2 separate regions of the Mus musculus genome follow, and region 1 is linked to region 2. Evidence: chromatin loops called from intact Hi-C (ENCODE). Cell type or tissue: gastrocnemius. All regions are shown on one strand. Links, peaks and the distances in the headings refer to the core of each region. The heading gives the core; the rest is flanking DNA. Region 1 has its middle 4.6 kb from the start of Ncf4. Region 2 has its middle 11 kb from the start of Ift27.

Evidence for each region. Peaks named below come from ENCODE experiments on the same cell type or tissue, not always from the same donor. Only the 100,000 strongest peaks of a DNase experiment are listed, where the experiment ranks them.
Region 1: a loop joins it to region 2, with 2.8 times the contacts of the local background. A loop is called at or near these places in 27 of 42 quality-filtered maps.

The regions. Positions count from the first base shown.
Region 1 is chr15:78,235,729-78,244,777 of GRCm38, reverse strand. It overlaps a transcript of Ncf4 not described here. Among named protein-coding and RNA genes, the nearest start is that of Ncf4, 4.6 kb to the left of the region's middle. In gastrocnemius, for the core only: a CTCF peak has its summit at 5,082 (motif pointing right); DNase peaks (open chromatin) are centred at 823 and 5,103; H3K4me3 peaks cover 3,560 bases; H3K27ac peaks cover 5,958 bases.
Region 2 is chr15:78,180,560-78,189,608 of GRCm38, reverse strand. No RefSeq gene overlaps it. Among named protein-coding and RNA genes, the nearest start is that of Ift27, 11 kb to the right of the region's middle. In gastrocnemius, for the core only: a CTCF peak has its summit at 4,589 (motif pointing left); DNase peaks (open chromatin) are centred at 4,550, 7,451 and 7,758; H3K27ac peaks cover 1,216 bases.

The sequences.
Region 1 (9,049 bases), core at 185-8,184, 56 kb before region 2:
GCGTGAGGCCACTGGCTTTGGGGATTTCCTCAGTGCCTGTCTCTGGTGCTGAGCTCCACCCACCATAGAGCAGTTTTAGCCCTGGGTAGTCCATCAAGGACACTTGTGGACTTCCTCCTCAGGCTTCTTCCTGAATCCCTTTCTCAAGCATCCAAGACCTGCCATTCATTCCTAAGGTCTGGTGGAGATAGTGCTTTTTCCAGGAAGCTCTCCTGGTCCCCCTCCCTCTTATACTAGGAAGTCATTGTTTTATGCCCCATCTGGGGCTCTGGGCTCTGAGATACCACATTCAGCTCTCCCAGAGCTTCCATCCACACAGAGGCTCTCCTTACAATCTGCCTCCACCTCCCTACTCAGCTCTCAGAAAAGCCCCAAGCCCCCGCTGCTGGCTTCAGAATCCCCAAGGCCCCGTGGGCTGCCTGCTCTCCCAATCTCTCTTCCCTCATTGCCACCACATTCCCAATGCTCCTCTCCTATCTCCTGTAGGTCTCAGCTCAGAAGCTGCCCTCTAAGAAACAAACCTGTCCTCACCAGACCCTCCCTGCCACTCTCCGGGCTTTTCCTGCGGCAAGCTCTCACCAGCGGGGTTCCCTACCCCAGTGTGTTCCAAACGTGTGTTTGTGTGTTAGGCTTCTTCCAGGCCAGCACTACGCTGCGGACACCCAGATTATGTGAGCAGAAGGAGGAAGTTCTTCGTCAGCTCCTTCTAATGCTTGGTTCTGTAGGGAGCTCTCCAAAGCCTACAGTGAGGATGGGCCCAGCAGCCCAGAGAATGTCCCCCAACCCCCAGCTCCACTTGATGGTATGCTAAGACAGAAGGAGAGATGGCAGCCTGCCCAGCCTGCCTGAATCAGGCTCCTATCTCCCCAACTTTGGAACGTGGCTGTGGGGACAGGGCTTTCCCCCTGAGGAATCTGGAACGGCCTATGTTTCTCACCTTAAATGGGGCTGGATTGGAAGCAGTCTCAGACTCCTCAGGATCTGGCTCCAAGAATATAGAATGTTTTAGGATCCTTACTTTAAAATGTCCCCCCTCCATCCTGTCACCCTGAAGGGATCTTCTGGCCCTGACCCAGCCCAGAGAGGATGAACCTAGAGCTCCCAGGATAGAGTCTGCCCAGTGAGAACTGCCCTCCCCGTGGCCAGGCAGGGCATGGGCTCCTGGGGAGACAGAAACGAGGATGAAGAAAGTCACAGGAGGGGACAGGAAAGTGGGAGAGGGACACTCCACCAGTGACTGCATGTTCATCAAGGCCTTTGCACTGCACAGATAGATCAGGGTGGTAGAGGAACGTAGAATGGACGGTCTGACCTACTCCCAGCACACAGAAGTACCGCAGTTCACAGAGTTAGCTCTTTTAAGCATACAAATCCCTGCTCAAGACAAGGAAAGGTGATCTGAGAGGTCTAAGACGAGCAGGAATTGTACCCATGACTGAGGATGGAGACTGATACCCAGGCCTAGGGAACGGCAAACACATGTGTTACTAAAGATGAGGCTCCAGTGACTGGCCAGAGACCAGATGCAGGTCACATGTCCCACTGCTGGCAGGAAGTCCACCTTGAGCTCTCATGTGAAGCTGGATATCACAGCAAACACCGAAGAGGGTTTCTCAGCCATTGGCCTGGGTGCCCGAGGAAGCGAAGGAAGTTCTCCAGCCACGGGTAGACAGAGGGAGCCTCGAGCCTGAAGCCCCCACTGGTGTGAAATCCAGAGAAAAGCTGGCTCTGAACTGTGCTGAGGAAGCAGTTCGGAGTCAGCACTACACAAAACTGCAAATCCAGGCGCCTTGGACTTCAGAAGAATTCACACCTGAGGAGCTAGACATGATTCAGAGGCTCTGGCTGGGCCTCGGGGCTCAGGCGTCCCAGCTTTTGGAGGAAACAACCAGGGGAGCAAGGAGGGGTGCAGTGGAAGAGGGGGGTCTGTGAGCACAGAGGTACAAGCTTGGCCCCTGCAGAGGAGAATGTTGGTCAACAGGTGGTCATGAAACAGGAAATGGTGACATTGCTTCCACAAGAGAATGTCACATAGCACTAGTGAGAGACTGTGTCACAGCATGCCTGTCCTGGCTTGAAAATGTGCTGGTTTGGGGCTGGGATGCAGAGCACTTGTGTAGCGTGAGTGAAGCCCTGGGCTCAGTCCCAGCACCAAATAAAACAAGGGTAAGAACACATGTAATCCCAGTTCTCAGGACGTGGAGGCAGGAGGACCAGGAGTTCAAGGCCAGTTTGTGCAGAGACGAGTACAACTGTGTGTGGGCAGGTATGCCTGTTTCTGAGGGTCTCTAAAGAGCCTCTGACTCGGAGAGTGGTGACGTCACAAGCAGAGCGAATACTTTTCTCTGATGGAGTCTTGGTGGTGGCCCATGTACACACACACACATATACACAGAGAGACACACACAGGCACAGACACGAATATACACACACACATACATGCACATGCAGACACAGACACACATACACAAACATGCACACAGAGACACGCACATATAGTCACAGATACACACACATACACTCACAGACACATATACATAAACACACACAGGTACACACAAGCATACATACACACACATGCACACAATGCACACACACACAAACACACACATACACATATATATACACACATCATGCACACAGAGAGATACAGAAACACACAAAGATACACACACACAGAAACACACACAGACACACACACATACACATACAACATACACACATACACAAACACATCACATACACACAGACACACACTCAAGCACATACACACAAGGGCAGCATGTCCTCCCACAAGCCAACATATTCTAAACCATTTCTCCTTTATTTTTCTTTTTGGCTTTCTCTCTCCCTCTCCCTCCCCCACCCGTGTGTGTGTGTGTGTGTGTGTGTGTGTGTGTGTGTGTGTGTGTGTGTGTTGAGCCCTCTAGGCCACCTGACCAGGTCCCCTCAGTCCCCCCCTTCCCACACTCCCACACTCAGCCCCCCTCCCCCCCCCCCGACCCCTGCAGGATTATCCTGTCTGTGTTCCTGACTCAGCCTGGGAGCCACCTGGGCAGCAGGGGCCAAGGGTGTCCTAGAAGGGACCTGGAGTCCACGCTGGGCCAAGCCTGCCCTTTCTCCCTCTGTCTTCCGTCCCTGCTTGCGGTTCTGCTGAATGTGGTTATTTCTCTGGCTCCTTTTACAGAGAATGCTGCTGCTAATTTTATGTGGAGCTCTGAGGCAGTGTAATTGGAAGCCAGACACCCTGTCAGCAGTGGGCTCCCGTCCTGAGCTGCCATGCTTCCTGCTCTCCTCCCGTCCCGGCTCCTCATTTCATGCAGCCACCTGTCCCAGGGAGAGAGGAGTCACCCAGGCCCCTCAGTCCGCCCCTTAAATAAGAAAGCCTCCGTTGCTCGGCACACATACCAAGCAGCCGCTGGTGCAATCTTCCCGACTCCAGCTGACTCCCCACTTCACCTTCGGCGTGGGCCAGCCTGGGCTACACGGCAAGCCCTGTCTCAAACAGACAGATAGCCATCGAAGCTCAAAGGCCACATGGAGACTGGCATGTTTCATTTACAGAAGAAAGTTCTCAACCCCTGACTTCTGTCAGGCTTCTTCCACATCTCCCCAATGCTAGCCGCTTAGTGACCAGGTTAGAGACTTGAAATTAGCAAGTCAGAGGGAGGAATGAATTGCTAGAGGGAGTTAAAGGTAGATAGGATTTAAACAAAAGACTAACAATAACCAAGAAACTACAGCATAAAAAAAGAAACACCACACACTCAAACCAGGTGTCAAGGGCCATTCGGAAAGGGATAGCTCCAGGGGATCCAGGTTTTTGGGTACCCCCAGAGCAAGACTGAGCATGCTCAGAAAATAGCTGAGAGGAGAGAGAGAGAGAGAGAGAGAGAGAGAGAGAGAGAGAGAGAGAGAGAGAGAGAGAGAATGGGCAGGGCACAAAACATCCAGCACTGTTCAAGCCCTCCTTGTGTGGGCATAGGAACCATGAAAATGCAGACAGCCCCATTTAGGGGACAAGGCAGAGAGCTGTCAGCAGTCAGGGCTAGGAGCCCAAACAGCAGGACCTGAGAGGACCCTGGGACCCCTTGCGACGCTGGCTGTTCTGCCATCTGCAGCAGCTGCTTCCTTGGGAACAGAAGGAAAATCCCTGATTAGAGAGAGCAAGAGTCCCGGGGTTCCCTCATGCACCAAGTTCTCCTGTCCTGACCCACATGTGTCTCCCTTCATAATTTATGAGGGGAGTTTCACTGGACGCCTCCCTGAGCCATAAATAGCCATCGCTGGCCGATCCCAGGCAGAGCCGAGTACCCAGAGGCTGGGGGGAGGCTGAAAAGGCAAATCCCATGAAGGTAAGGCCCCACCCTCCCGGAGGCAGAGCTGGTGTGAGGTCACAAGCATCACATGCCCCGGCACTGCCGCCTTCTTGGCCACGAGTTTGTGCATCCAGTTTCCTAAATTGAGATAATATTTGTCTCTCAGAAGTATGTTAGCTATCTTGGGCCCTCAAGATGGCTCGGTGACTAAAGGTGTTTGTAGCCAAGCCTGCCCACTTGAGTTTGATCTCTAGGTCTCACATGATGGAAGGAGAGAATTGATTCCTAAATGTTGTCCTCTGAACGCCACGTGCATCCTGTTGGCACGTGCAAACCTACACACACACACACACACACACACACACACACACACACACACACACACAAAAACAATAAAAAAATGTAAAAAGCAGTCATCTAGTCAACAGGGTAATGAGCATCTACTGCACAGACGGCTCCAAACACACCTTGTAGCACTTGTGTTGATGAAGGAAATGAAAGCTTAGTCCAATATCAGGTACATAATAGGTGGAGAGGGAATTATAGATGTTAACATTATTCATGATAATTTCCTTAGTATGACTTGACCCCTCCTTTCTCTCTCTCCCCAGCACATCTGCCTCCCATTTGCCTTGCTCCTGTCTATGATACAATTTATCATATTGAAATCCCCTCACCTCCATATTTAGTCTCGTCTAGAACAGCTCCCCATTTGTTGCATTTTTATGTCAATGAACACCAGGGGGCACTATGACTCTAGTCGGGCTTCCTTTCTGCGGCGCCACCTAGAGGAGGACTTAAGCATCAGCCCCCTGGATTGTAAGTTAAGGTCTGAGCTCTTCTTGGATGTCCACGGACCATAAGTATGAAATTGCATGGGTGCGCACTGAGAAGAGTTTGTGCTACCACACGGCCCATGAACTGTGGGGGAGGAGCTGTGCGGCAGCCCGTAGGAGAGAGCCCTGGGCCAGCTTGAAATGGGGCGGCTTTGATTACTCTTCCTTCACCCCCACACTGAGGTTCATAGATAGGGTGGATCAGGGTCTCTTGCCTGCTCTGGAGATGTGAAGACTGAGGCGCTACGAGGTTAGGAGGCTAAAATAACTCAGTGAGTGGCGGAGAGAGGTGTAGAGCTCCACTCTGGCTGACTCCAGAACTCATGCTGTTGTTAACTGTGCCATATGCCATTCAATCAATCAATCAATCAATCAATCATCCGCGACACAAGCGTTCATATGCTCCACTCTGAAGCAGGTAACAGTAGACGAAGACAAACTCAGTACATTGCTGTCAAGCCTCTCAGAACGCTGTTAAGGTACACTAATGAACCCTGTGTACAGCACGCCTGGACAGATGCATGCACACATTCACATATGCTTAGTTATGCATACAAACATGCCCCCTCATACAGCCATACACACCCATGCACTGGAGCTATTGTCTTACACACACATGCCACACACAGTCTTTGCTATAATGAAGGAGAGACTGGGAAACCCACCTTTAGTATCTAGTTTCTCTGATTTCCAGTGCAGTGCCATGCACAGGGGTGTGGAGGGCAGCCTTGCTGTTTCAAAGGGAGTCAGGAAAAGACAAGGAGTCAAAAAAAACAAAACCCAAAACCCTAGATAGGCTCTGGCTCTGTAAGCTGTCACCTTCTGGCACTGAGCTGACCCTTCAGGAGTCCAGGGATACCCCCATTTGGGCCTGGCTCCAGGTTGTCCTCAGGAGATGGCTGCTCCCAGGCACTACATCTCGCTGGCTCTGAGACTGGGCTCCTGCCCTGCAGAGTCTGGGAACAATTGCCCCAAAGGTCCTTGGTTGGTGGTAAAAACTATTTCCTCTCAAAACCTGGCTCCTGTTCTCTGGTTTTCTTGTCTATAAAGGGCACTTAGCTAGACCCTCATATAACTGAGGGCTTCATAAATATTTGAGGAGAGAATGGAGAAAAATATATATATATATATATATCGCTAACATCGGCACAATTTGAACGTGTTACACACTTTGCCTGAGTTCTTGACTAGTGTGGCAGAGACTGCCTGCCCTGGTATACTCCACTCTTCTCATCTCCTTTACTTAAAAAGCCTGGGGGTAGCAAGGCGACTCGTGGCCACTCAGCTAAAAGTAATGTTGTGGTTTGATATAATGCTCGTATTATGTGAATTGGGTCCTCAAAATTGTAGGAGAAGCCACTTGTCCACACGTTAAGATGCTGAGGATCCCTGCCCCCATTTGGTTTTGATTGGTAACTAAAGTAGCAGGCAGCCAATGGCTGGGCAGGAAGACAGAGGGGGACTTTTAGAATTCCTGGACAAGGAACCGAGGGAGGAGGAAGGATAGCTGCCATGCTGGGAAGGAAGAAGGAGACACTAGGCCTAAGCAGTGCAGAAGAGAGAGCATAGCCACCATGCAAAAGTGGCCTAGGAGGGCTGCAGGTCAGGGTCTGGGGCAGCCAAGATGGAATAGGTTTTAGTAAGGGATGAGTTGAGATTGTCAAAAAAGTCCATCAGCCACTTGGAGGTTAGAAAAGTGGCCCAACCATTGTTTAAGGCATATTATATTTTAAGGCGCCCTGTGTGTGTGTGTCTTTCATTTGAGAACCCAGAACATTGGGGAGGGTAGCAAGGAATGCACTGATTTGAGTAGCTTATATGGGTTCTGCAACAGTAATATTTCCCAGTTGAGTTAGTCTGTTATCCCCCTACTGGAACGAAATACCAGAGACTGGTGAGTTGGTAAAGAAACGTAGCTTTTTTTTAACTTATGGTTTGGGAAGCTGAAAATCCAAATAGCATTATGCTGGCTCTATTGAGGCACTCCCTGGCTGCATCACACCAGCGGAGGATGTCACAGGGTACATGTGACAAGATGCTCACACGGAGAGACAGGAAGCAAGAGCTGGACTTAGGGATCAGGATCCACTTAAAAGAACACCTGAAAGCCATCTTGGGGTGGGTCCCATTAGAACCATCTTAATTCCTTCCTAGGGTGGGGCCCTCAGAGAAATAAGGATCACCCACTAGAACCTAGCATCTTCTTCTTTCTCTGTATAGCCCTGGCTATCCTGGAACTCACTGTGTAGACTAGGCTGGCCTCGAACTCAGAAATCCGCCTGCCTCTGCCTCCCAAGTGCTGGGATTAAAGGCGTGCGCCACCACCGCCTGGCTAGAACCTAGCTCTTAAACTGTGGGCCACAACCCTATGTGAATACCCCACCCTCTGCATGCGGTCACATAACTGTGGAAACCACACACAAACAATATCCTCATTAAAAAGTTTCTGACCCACACTCAACCAAAAATTACCTCGAAATCAAAAGCGTAATGGCCCTGGTGTTTCTGGCAATTTTATCGTGTGACATCACTGAAGCAGCAGTTCTGAACGCATGTGCACTTTGCCAAGGTTGTGACATCACATTTCACCATGCTGACGAGCGAGCATTGCCTGAAACACGTGGACTTGGACTCCAGGCGATGATACACTATGAGATGCATAAGCGGTTTTCTTCTCTCATGGAAACATAATAGAAAACTGTAACATTTCTTTCCATCATTTCTCAATACATAAGCATCAGACTGGGGTATCTCTGCATTAGTTTAGTCCTTGGTGAATTTAAAATTACACACACACACACACACACACACACACACACACACACACATCAAAGAACTGTTTGAAAATAAAATTTATTGTCAGTAAATATTTGATTGGTATACCTGTTTATGCATCTATATACCCAGGTCCTGTGTTAGAATGTTTGATTGTTAAAAGTTGCTGCCTCAAGTTTTGTTGTTCTAAAGTATCATTTGATGAATTTTAGCCAGGAGTTAGCACAGAGTCTCCAACTAGTTTTTGAAATGGTTCTGAGCACACTGTGGAAATCACATACAAAAAAATGTCCCCATTTAAAAAAAAAGCTGTTGATGGTTATAATTCAAAATATCAACTCGAAAAACCATTGAAGACTTTCGATGTCCTGCAGGACTATCTATTTAACCAAGATTTAATTACTTATTAAAAATAACAAGAATTTCCTGAGTAGCACTGATATGTTAATTTAATATTTAATAATAGTTTAGTTTTTAATAAATTAAAATTATATATATATCAAAGACTTGTTTTAAAATAAAATTTGATTGTCAGAAAATATTTGATTTGTGTGCCTGCTTATGCATCTATATACCCAGGTCCTGTATAAACTCATTACATGTTGAGAGGCTGCTAGTGGCTAATTTCAGAGGCCCCACACTGGATCACCTCAAAAATGTTCTGCCACCTCCTCTTATGTTCCAACACAGGGATCCTTGGGTGACAAACCACACTTAAAGTACATCACCAACCTGCCTCAATGCTGCATGGGACAGAGTACCATATGCTGACCAGTGCCCTGGGAAGGGAAGCCGGGGCTACTCTCGTATTTGCTAAGGGAACATAACACACCCTCCATCTCCCATCTCCCTCCTCTCCTCCCACCTACAGTGAACTCCAGCCTGTCACCCTGCTCCATCCAGACTGTCAGTGAGGAACAGAGTATCACCACAGCGCTCTCTGCCCAATGACAGCATAGGGCTGGCAGCCATTTTCAGAAAAGGCTACATAGTAAACACTTGGGGCTTTGCGGCTGCTGTTCTGTCGTCATGGCAGGAAAACAGCCGTAAACAGTAGATCCCCGACAGTCCTCCAGTTTCCCAGGTGCAGCCTTTGCTCTGTATTTAACTGTACTCACT
Region 2 (9,049 bases), core at 637-8,636:
CTGTTGAAAGAAACCGCAGTTATGGACACATTCAGGGGAGCCTGGCCTTCCTTGTTCCTGCCTCCTCAGCAGGGGCTTTACCTGGCTCTTCAGTTAGTGTAGGTGGCATCCCACTTGGATCCTCCCCCAACCACCTGTCCTGGCTCAAAAACAACCACCCTGACTTTTGCTCCAGCAGGGAGCAGAACCTAGACTTCTCCTGCTGGTGAAATGGACATAGGAAATGGTGTCCCATCTCTTTCTCTCAGAGGCCATGAGATCCCTGCAGGCAAGGAATTCATGTGGTTTCCCCACTAGAGGCCAGGACTAATCCTATGGAAGTGCAGGGAGCCATCCACTGGGACACAGAGGCACCATGGGAGCTCTCTGATCTCTGACTCAGACAGCACAGGCTGAGGGCTTGCATCACGTGCACAACGTGCTTTTAAAAGCAAAGACAGATAGACAGAGAAGACCAGGGGATGACTTTAAGCCTCTTTCTGACTCTCCTTCCCATGGGGCCTCATCTACAGAGATCTAGTAGCTCACCAAGGAAGGGGGACTGGAGAGGGACCCTTCCTCCTTAACACCTTCCTCAGTAGACCCTGTCACTGGGCTCTGAGGTCCCGAGATGACCCAGCCAGGATGCCTCTATCATCACCCTTTGCACCCTCTCTGTATCCCCTCCCCCCAGATGAACAGGACCCAATTTCCCTTTCCTAATCTCATGGGAGCTTCCTGGTCCCCTCCATCTGCTCCCATCAAGATTGAGTTGGGAGTTGGAAGGAGGGTACTCAACTGGGAGAAGCTGCCAAGCCAAGTGGCTTTTGCAGTATCTCCTTATACATGAACAGTGGGAAGTGACCTAAGCAACCAAACCCACAGTGTCTCAGGACAGGAGGCAGCTAGTATGGACACCGGAGCGAGAGTGGTCAGGAAGAAGAGCAGAGGTGGACATGGCTGGCTGGGGATCCCTGGAATCCTGGGCTTGGAGACTCGACCACCACTGCATTGCTGGGGATGGACAGACTGGTTTCCAAAGCTGCCTCCTCTTCTGCACACCCACCATGTCTCAGGAGGCTTTGTGCTGCTATCCATTATGATCCAAATGCCCCATCCCTCCAGAGCTCCTGGTGGAGTTTAATCAGCAGTTCAGTAAATTAAGAGATAGGGCTGGCAGTCCCGGGAGGCATGCTTGCTAAATAGGCTCAAAGGATGGATGCTGGGAAGATGGTTGCTGATAAAACATTTAATGTGGAAACAGGATACATGAGTTTGATTCCTAGCACATAGATATAGATGTAGATGTAGATGTCGATGTAATTGTAGATATAAATGTCTGACATGGTGCCACACATCTGTAATCCCAGTCCTGGCAAGGGTGACACAGGAGGCTATGCAGAAGCTAAATGAGCCCCAGGCTCAGTGAGGAATCCTACCTCAAAACATAAGAAAGCAAAGGGCTGGAGAAATGCTCCCGTGGTTAAGAGCACTGGCTGTTCTTCCAGAGGCCCTGGGTTGGATTCCCAGCATACACATGGTGGCTCACAATCACCTGTGACTCCAGTTCCAGAGGATCTGATGCCGTCTTCTGATCATTGTGGGCGCCAGGCATGCACATGGTACAAGGACATGCATGTAGGCAAAATACCCATACACATAAAATAATAATAAAGTAGAAACCAATAAAAAGACACACAGAGCAGACTTCTGGCCTTTACCCACACACACACACACACATATGCACACATATATACATGTACCTACACATAAATATGTTCACTAGAGTATATATATATATATATATATATATATATATATATATAACACAACACAACAAAACAGGGTTGATAAGATAGCTCATTGCGTAATGGCACATGCTGCCAAGTCTGACAACCTGAATTTGATCCACAGGATCCCAAGTGGTAAAAGGAGATAACTGACTCCTGAAAGTTATTCTCTGACCTCCATACATGAATCATGGTACATGTGAGTATACTCACACACACACACACACACACACACACACAAAACAAACAAACAAACAAACACATAAATAAACAAAAATTTAAAATATGGAAGAGCTTGTTTTTCTCTTCCCCCCATGGAAGATGCCCCACTCATGAAGCAGAGACCTCAGCCAACTGCTGAGGGAAGGTCTTGTGCACTATGCGTGTTCAGATGGTGATGTCTATGCCCAGACGTCTGTTTGCAACCCAGACCTTGGCATGGTCAAACATCTCTGGTCTCAATGCTATGCAAAAAAAAATGTTTTTCATCATTTCTGGTTGGTTAATAAAGTGATCATCCTATGGCTGATTAGGAAAGGACAGGGGAAGAAGGAGGACAGCCAAGCTCAGTGTGGGAGTCCCAAAGAGATCAAAGAGAGAAAACAAGTGAAAAAAAACAAAAACAAGAAGAAGGTGTGGAGAGACCACATGGAGGGAGCAGGAGGAGTCACCATGAGGTCACAATGAGAGAGCAGCCACAAGGACACACACAGACCAGAGAGAGCCAGGGCGAGACTCAGATGCAGGTCAAGGGCCACATGGCTGGGAAGTAGGCAGCCTTAGAGGGTTAGAATAGCTCAGAACATGTCTAGCTTCCTGCTGCCGGCTTGTTAATAAATCTATTAAGAGTCTGTGTTAATTATTTGGGAGCTAAACCGGGCTCGAGAATGAATGGAAACGCCCTGAAGTTATTTGGGAGCAAACAAGGCATGGAACAACCCCCCCCCCCCCCATGCTATTACAGCTGAATCCCAGTCTGCTAGATTCCTGACCCTGAATTTCCAGCCTTCAGGACAGTGAGAAGCCGATATACACAAGCTGCCAAATGTTAAGTGTTTGCTAGAGCAGCAGGGGTAGACCAAGACATCGCCTCTTAGCCCATGCCACAGGCGCCCAAGGACAAGTCTATTTTACACATGAGAAAAGGGAGATTCTGGGAAATTGGGTAAGATCCCCAAACCACACAGCTAATACGACTGAAAATAGCAAGGCTTTTTTAGCTCGTTCAACCACTGAGCAGAAAAAAATACAGCAGAGAAGAATCCAGGCAGAGATTAAATTCTGCTTGAGGTCGGCGCTGCCCCGGGAGCCACACAGCCACAGCATGGGAAGTGTGGACTCATGATGTGAAGCTGTTATAGGGTCCTCCGAGATCCAACACAACTCAAACACTAAGTCAATACAGAAAGCAAGAATGTATTGTAATCAGGCCTCTACTGATCTGTCAGGGACACAGGGAGGACCCGGAAGCTGAACTGTGAACCTACCCCACCACCAACCCCAGAGCCAGAATGTTACAGAGCATTTAAGCATGAAAACCATAAACATTTGTGCGAATTTACAGTTATGTTTTCCCACCAGTCAGAACTCAGGCATAGGGCACGCCCCTAGGGCCATTTCCCTGTGTGGTACATCTACGCTGTCCTCAGTTGTTGGTTTATTCAGCTGTAGCATCCATGTCTCAACTTGCCAGTCAGGATGTCAGTAACCCACACACTTGTCTCTCCCTGCCAAGCAGGTTATCAGTTACCCAAGGAGGTCTTGGGAACCTAAATTTTATTTGACCCCTACTCCAAATGGAAATTTTACTCAAAATGGCTTCGGTTTGGTTCGTTCTTACAAGGCAAGGGGACACCTCGAAAGACAAAGGTGAGGTTGGGATCACCCCATCTTCTCAAATGGTAGCCCTCGGCCACCATGACTGCAGACAGGAACACTGTCAGGTTAAGACACCCTGTAGGCAGATGTCCTTTGAAAGGTCAGAGGACATCGAAGTTTTCTCCTTCCACCATGTGGCTTCTGGGGGGGAAAAAGTTAGGTCATCAGGTTGGAGCAGCAAATGCCTATAGGTGCTGAGTCATCTCACCAGCTGTTAGACATGTTGCATGTGAAGTGCTGTGGTAGCCTCTGAGCAAGGCTGTGGCTTAGCAGCTCTTTGGAGAAAAGCCTGGTGTGTGCTTATGTACTGCCCAGCATAGGCCAACCTGGGGGCCAGCTGGACCCCAAACTGTATCATAAAGTATAATATAAAAAGTGTACACACACACACACACACACACACACACACACACACTGTGTTTGTTGGCTTTGCATTGCTTAACAGAATACGCTAGAGAAATCAGCTTAATGCCTCATCCCTCCAGAGTTCTTATTGAACCCTAATTGCCAGTTCAGTAGATTACGTGCTGGGCCCTGGGAACTCTGCCTTACGAATAGGCTCAGATGGCCCAGGCTGGGCGATGGTTGCTGGTGAAACACCTGATGCAGAAGCTTGGAGACCTGACTCAGGTTCCTAGCACACATATATAAAAGACAGGTTTTGGCTCGTGGTTTAGAGGATTCAGTGGTGTTTGCCTGACTTCATTGCCTTGGGCCTGAGTTGAGGCAGAATATAGTATCTTGGCAAGGGAGATGTGTCTGAGGAGGATGCTTACACAGGACAGCTGCGGATGCTGAGGACAAGGAGGCGTTATCCAATAGCGCGCTTCCTCCAACTAGGCCCCACCTCCTAATGGTCTGTCCTGCTAGGAACCCAGGAGGAAGTGTGTCCCCCTTACAGGGCAACCGCGTCTCAATAGTGCCACCAGCTGGGAGCCCAAGCTCTTGACACGGGCAGCCTTTGAAGAGGTTTTATAGTCAAACCAAAAAACCGATTCCTTTTCTCTGAAATGTCAGTTACAACTGGCAGAGTATAGATGAGGAGTGAAGTAGGCGGCGGCTACTTTGTAGGTGCAGAGTGTTCTGGGGGGGGGGAGGGGCACAAAAAGTTTTGAGTCTAGAGAAAAGCTGGAGTAAACGCGGACAGGCTAGTTGCTGTTCTCATATGGTGAGCTGACTGTCCCATGATTCCTCTCTGCCATCAGCGTGTACCGTCTCTGTTTGGTTGTTCGGTTCCGAGGTAATGAGACTCTATCGGTACTGGAGCCCCAAGCACCAAACACAGTTACCAGTGACACGGGAGTGCTTAGTTGATCTTATTTGAGCAAATTAATTCTTAAAACAAAGATACCACTCTCGGATCAACCAGGACGTCGTGTTAAGCCTTTCTTGGGCAAGGTGCGATCTGCAAGCTTGCTTTGTGTGGGTCCATGAGCACCAATCAGGACGAGTGATGGCGTTTACAGCCATAGCTCTTGATCGTGCCTAAGAAGCCCTGACTACCCTGGAACCGCTGACCTGGAAGGCAAGGAAGTGAGCATCCTGTCAGCAGAGGTGTGCAGTGGAGAGGAGGGCGCTTGTTGGAGGGATTTAACAGCAGATGATGGGCTGTCAGGAGCGCACACTCCTCCTAGCCCTGAGGCACTCTGTCTGAGCCAGCTTACAGACTCTAAAAACACAGTTCACCTCCTGCTGACCACGGATCCTGGATGGATCCTTCAGGTACTTACCACACAGCAGGCTTCACATGGAGACCCAAAGAGGACACCCTACATCAAGGAGACAGTGACCAGGCCCTTTGGAATTTCTCCTTTCCGACCTGATATAGCGTGGACAGCATCAGCTGGGAAAGGCTCTAGTGTGTGCTGCTGTCATCAGGGTGAGAGGACAGAGTCTATGAGTGACACCGTTTCTGGGGTCTCTCTGTCTGGGAGGCTAGTCGCTTGTGTACCTTTCCTGTCTCCCTGCCCCCGATGGCGATTTCACTGCCAGCCAGTGCTTTCGATGGTGTCTGATAAGCTTCCTGGGTGAGGGGACCTCACAGGGCCAGACTTGGGTAGAGACTATTGCAACCTGGGAAGGGAAGAGGTTAAGGAAAGAAATAGGGTGAGTTCATGGGGGGTAATTGTTATTCCACTAGACTCCTCCAAGGGACCTAGCAATGGCTATGTCATCACCTGCCGCCTCCAGGTACACCAGGTGGACTGTGTGTAAAAGGACTGTCTGCCACTCAACTGTGGTACCTGTTCCCACCACGTTCCCAGCCAGCCTCTCTCTTTCCTCATTTCTGTCCTCCTCTTTTGTGCCCCCTTTCTCTGACCTCATGGCTGTGTCCCCATCTGTCTGTCTGCCTGTCTACATATCCACTTGTCTGCCTCTACCCCTTCCCCAGGTCCTCCCTCCCTCCCTTACCCCCAATAAGCCCTCTTAGACCAGATCTGTTGCATGGTGTAATTGCTCAGGGGCACACCTTGGCAGGGGCCTGACAGGTACCCCCCCCTCATCGCATTATATTTGGTGACAGTGACCTTCAGAAGGTCATAGGTACATCAATGGAAGCATGCACTGGTGATTTTAATCTTTTCTCCCCGGGGAAGTAGGAAAATCAAAGACATTTGTAGTGGCAATATTATATTATTGCCTGCTACTTATTACGGCTGCCGGCTCAGTGATGATTTTTAAATTTTGTTGTTGTTGTTGTTGTTGTTGTTGTTGTTGTTGTGTTTGGGACAAAGTTCAGCTCCATAGTCTAGGCTGGCCTGGAACTTGAGAGCGTCCTACCTCTGCCCTCAACTGCTGGATCAGGTCCATAAGCCCCACACCTGGGTCCCGCCACCATACCCTGCTCCCCTCCTGTCTTTCCAGAAGAGCTCGGCTTGGATGTGGAGCAGTGATGTGCTTTGTGGGTTGGGGAGGACTGCACTCTGAGCAGACAACAGTTTTATCCATGAGACATCCCTAGGTGGAGTGCGGAAGGCTCTGGGCTTGGCCTTCCCACCCCATCCCCCATGCAGCTTCAGAACCCAGAGGTAGAGGGCTATGTGGAGTCAGAGAGTAAAAGGATCAAAGCCACAGCCCAGGATGTCCAGGACTCCCCAGAAGCTGACAGAGGAAAGTGGCCCCAGTACCTTGATCTCAGACATCTAAATTCCAGAGCTCAGAGCCTCAATTTCTGTCACTTAAGGGGGCACATTTGTGGCCGTTTGTCAGAGGAGCCCTGAGAAACTAGCAGGTGAGAGGGAGGACACCGTGCAGGTCGCAGTGTCTTCACTGAAGGATGAAGAGGAGTTCTTTGGCTATAGAGAGTCGTCTTCCAGATAAATGGGTGTGGGTAGCAGTCATAGCCACATTTTCAGTGCTCCTTGGTAGAGGACTACCTGTCCCCCACTGCCACAATTTCAGGGAGGTAGAGAGGTGACATAGCAGATGCAGAGATGTTCCGTCCCTCACATCCCATCCTGAAGAAACAAGCCTACTGTCCCAAGGCTCTTGATCACTAGCTCTGCAGCCCTCACAGCCCAGCAGGCAGCCAGGGGCTGCCCTGGTGGAAAGTCTGTAGTGGATTCTGGGCAGAGAGCTGGGTCTAAATGCAACTGGGCAGAGAGCTGGGTCTAAACGCAACTGGGCAGAGAGTTGGATCTAAACACAGCAGCTTCCTCCTTGCAGCTGGGGTATCCCCACCCCGACTTCCCAGCTCCCTCCAGTTCCCAGTTCCTGTTCCTTGCTCAAATGTTCCCAGCATGGGGTGGGGGCCCTGCCCTACCTCCTTCCCCAGCTTAGTGACCCACCCCCTGGGGTGCTATGGGAACCCCTTCCTTGCTGAGGGTGAACTTAGAGAGGCCCCAGATCAAGATGGTGTTGACCTCTGGGCTCACCCCAGAGCCCAAGATAAAGGGCCCAGAGGCTGGGTGGGTCTCTGCCGAGATGTGTGTCTCCTAGGTCCAGGACCTCATAGGAGAGCTGCTAGCTCTCCGCAGCTGCTATGAGATTGCAGGGACTCAGCAGCTGACAGACCAGCATAGCAGTAGTTCTGATTGTGCAGGCTCAACCGTCATGCTGGGAAACAGAGAATGCTCTATCACATTCTGTATTCACCGCAACACCCGCTGTGCTGACTTGGCCGCTCTCCAGCAAGAACCCAGCTCCCCTCTCTTATTGCTCCTGCTTCTCCAGGTCTCAAGCCACTTGTCACTTGTCTCTCTGTGTGTGTGTGTGTGTGTGTGTGTGTGTGTGTGTGTGTGTGTGTGTGTAAGACTCACATCTGTGAACTCTCGAGAAAGGAGCAGAGAACGATCAGTTCCACGGATTGCTCTGGAGAGAGTTGCCTAAGGATGAGAAATGTCAATGTCGCTGCTGCCTTGCAAAATCCCACGCTGGAGCAGGGGGTCAGCGGCAGAAGGGCTGCTCCCCAGTTGTCACAAGCCTCCACGCTTTGTCAACAAGGTTAGAGAGACCATTGCTGCCGTGTTGGACCAGCCTTAGGAAGGCCCTTTCAGAACGTAGATGTTACAGAGACACTCAGTTCTGCTAAGTGACTCCCTTTCGTATTTTATTTCTGCCCAGAAGGCGTTGCCTCTGGGTCTTACATTCCTGGCAAGGGAAGCTTCCTGTCTTTGGAGAGTCTTCAGATCATGAACTTACCTGCTTGATTATTCATTGGTTTTGGAACAAGGTGCTCTAGAGTCGTAGTCACTGGTGGGTGGCACCTGTCTGGAGTTTACTGTGTCACCATGCAAAGTGTTCTCTGTGCATATTTAGGCCGTGCATCTCCTCAGGGTGGGTTCTGTGATCAATTCCGTCTTACACCACAGGAGACAGAGGCTCAGCCTGGTTTCCAAGCCCTCCCAGGGCCGCCCAGCCTGCAGCTGGGAGAGTGAGGCTCGGGGCAGATGGGAGCACTAACCCCAGTCCTACAGTTTGTCCGCCAGTCTGATGAGTGTCTCAGAACCTCCGTGCCCTCCTCTGGCAAACGGCTGCGCCGAAGGAAGAAGCTCCAACAAGGCCAAGGCCTTGGACAACTTGGCATCTGCATTTTAGCTTTGCAAGATTCCAAATGTTTGTTCCTACCAGATCAGATCTGGTGAATTCTAAAATTCTTCTAGGTGGGGGCATGCAGCAACCCTGACATATGCACCTCTATTGGTTTGCTTTGGTTTTTTTTGTTTTGTTTTTGTTGTTTTTTTTTGTTATTGTTTGTTTTGTTTTTGTTTTTGTGTGTTTTGAGACAGCATCTATGGTACTCAGGGTGGGCTTGAACTCTTAGACTTGAAACATCCCCTTGCACTGGGTCTCTAAACCTCAGTGACCTCAGTACACTCCATTGCCCATGACTTCATAATGAGTGTGTATGTGTGTGTGTGTGTTTTGTGTTTGTGTGTTGGGAGCATGCACATGTGTGTAAC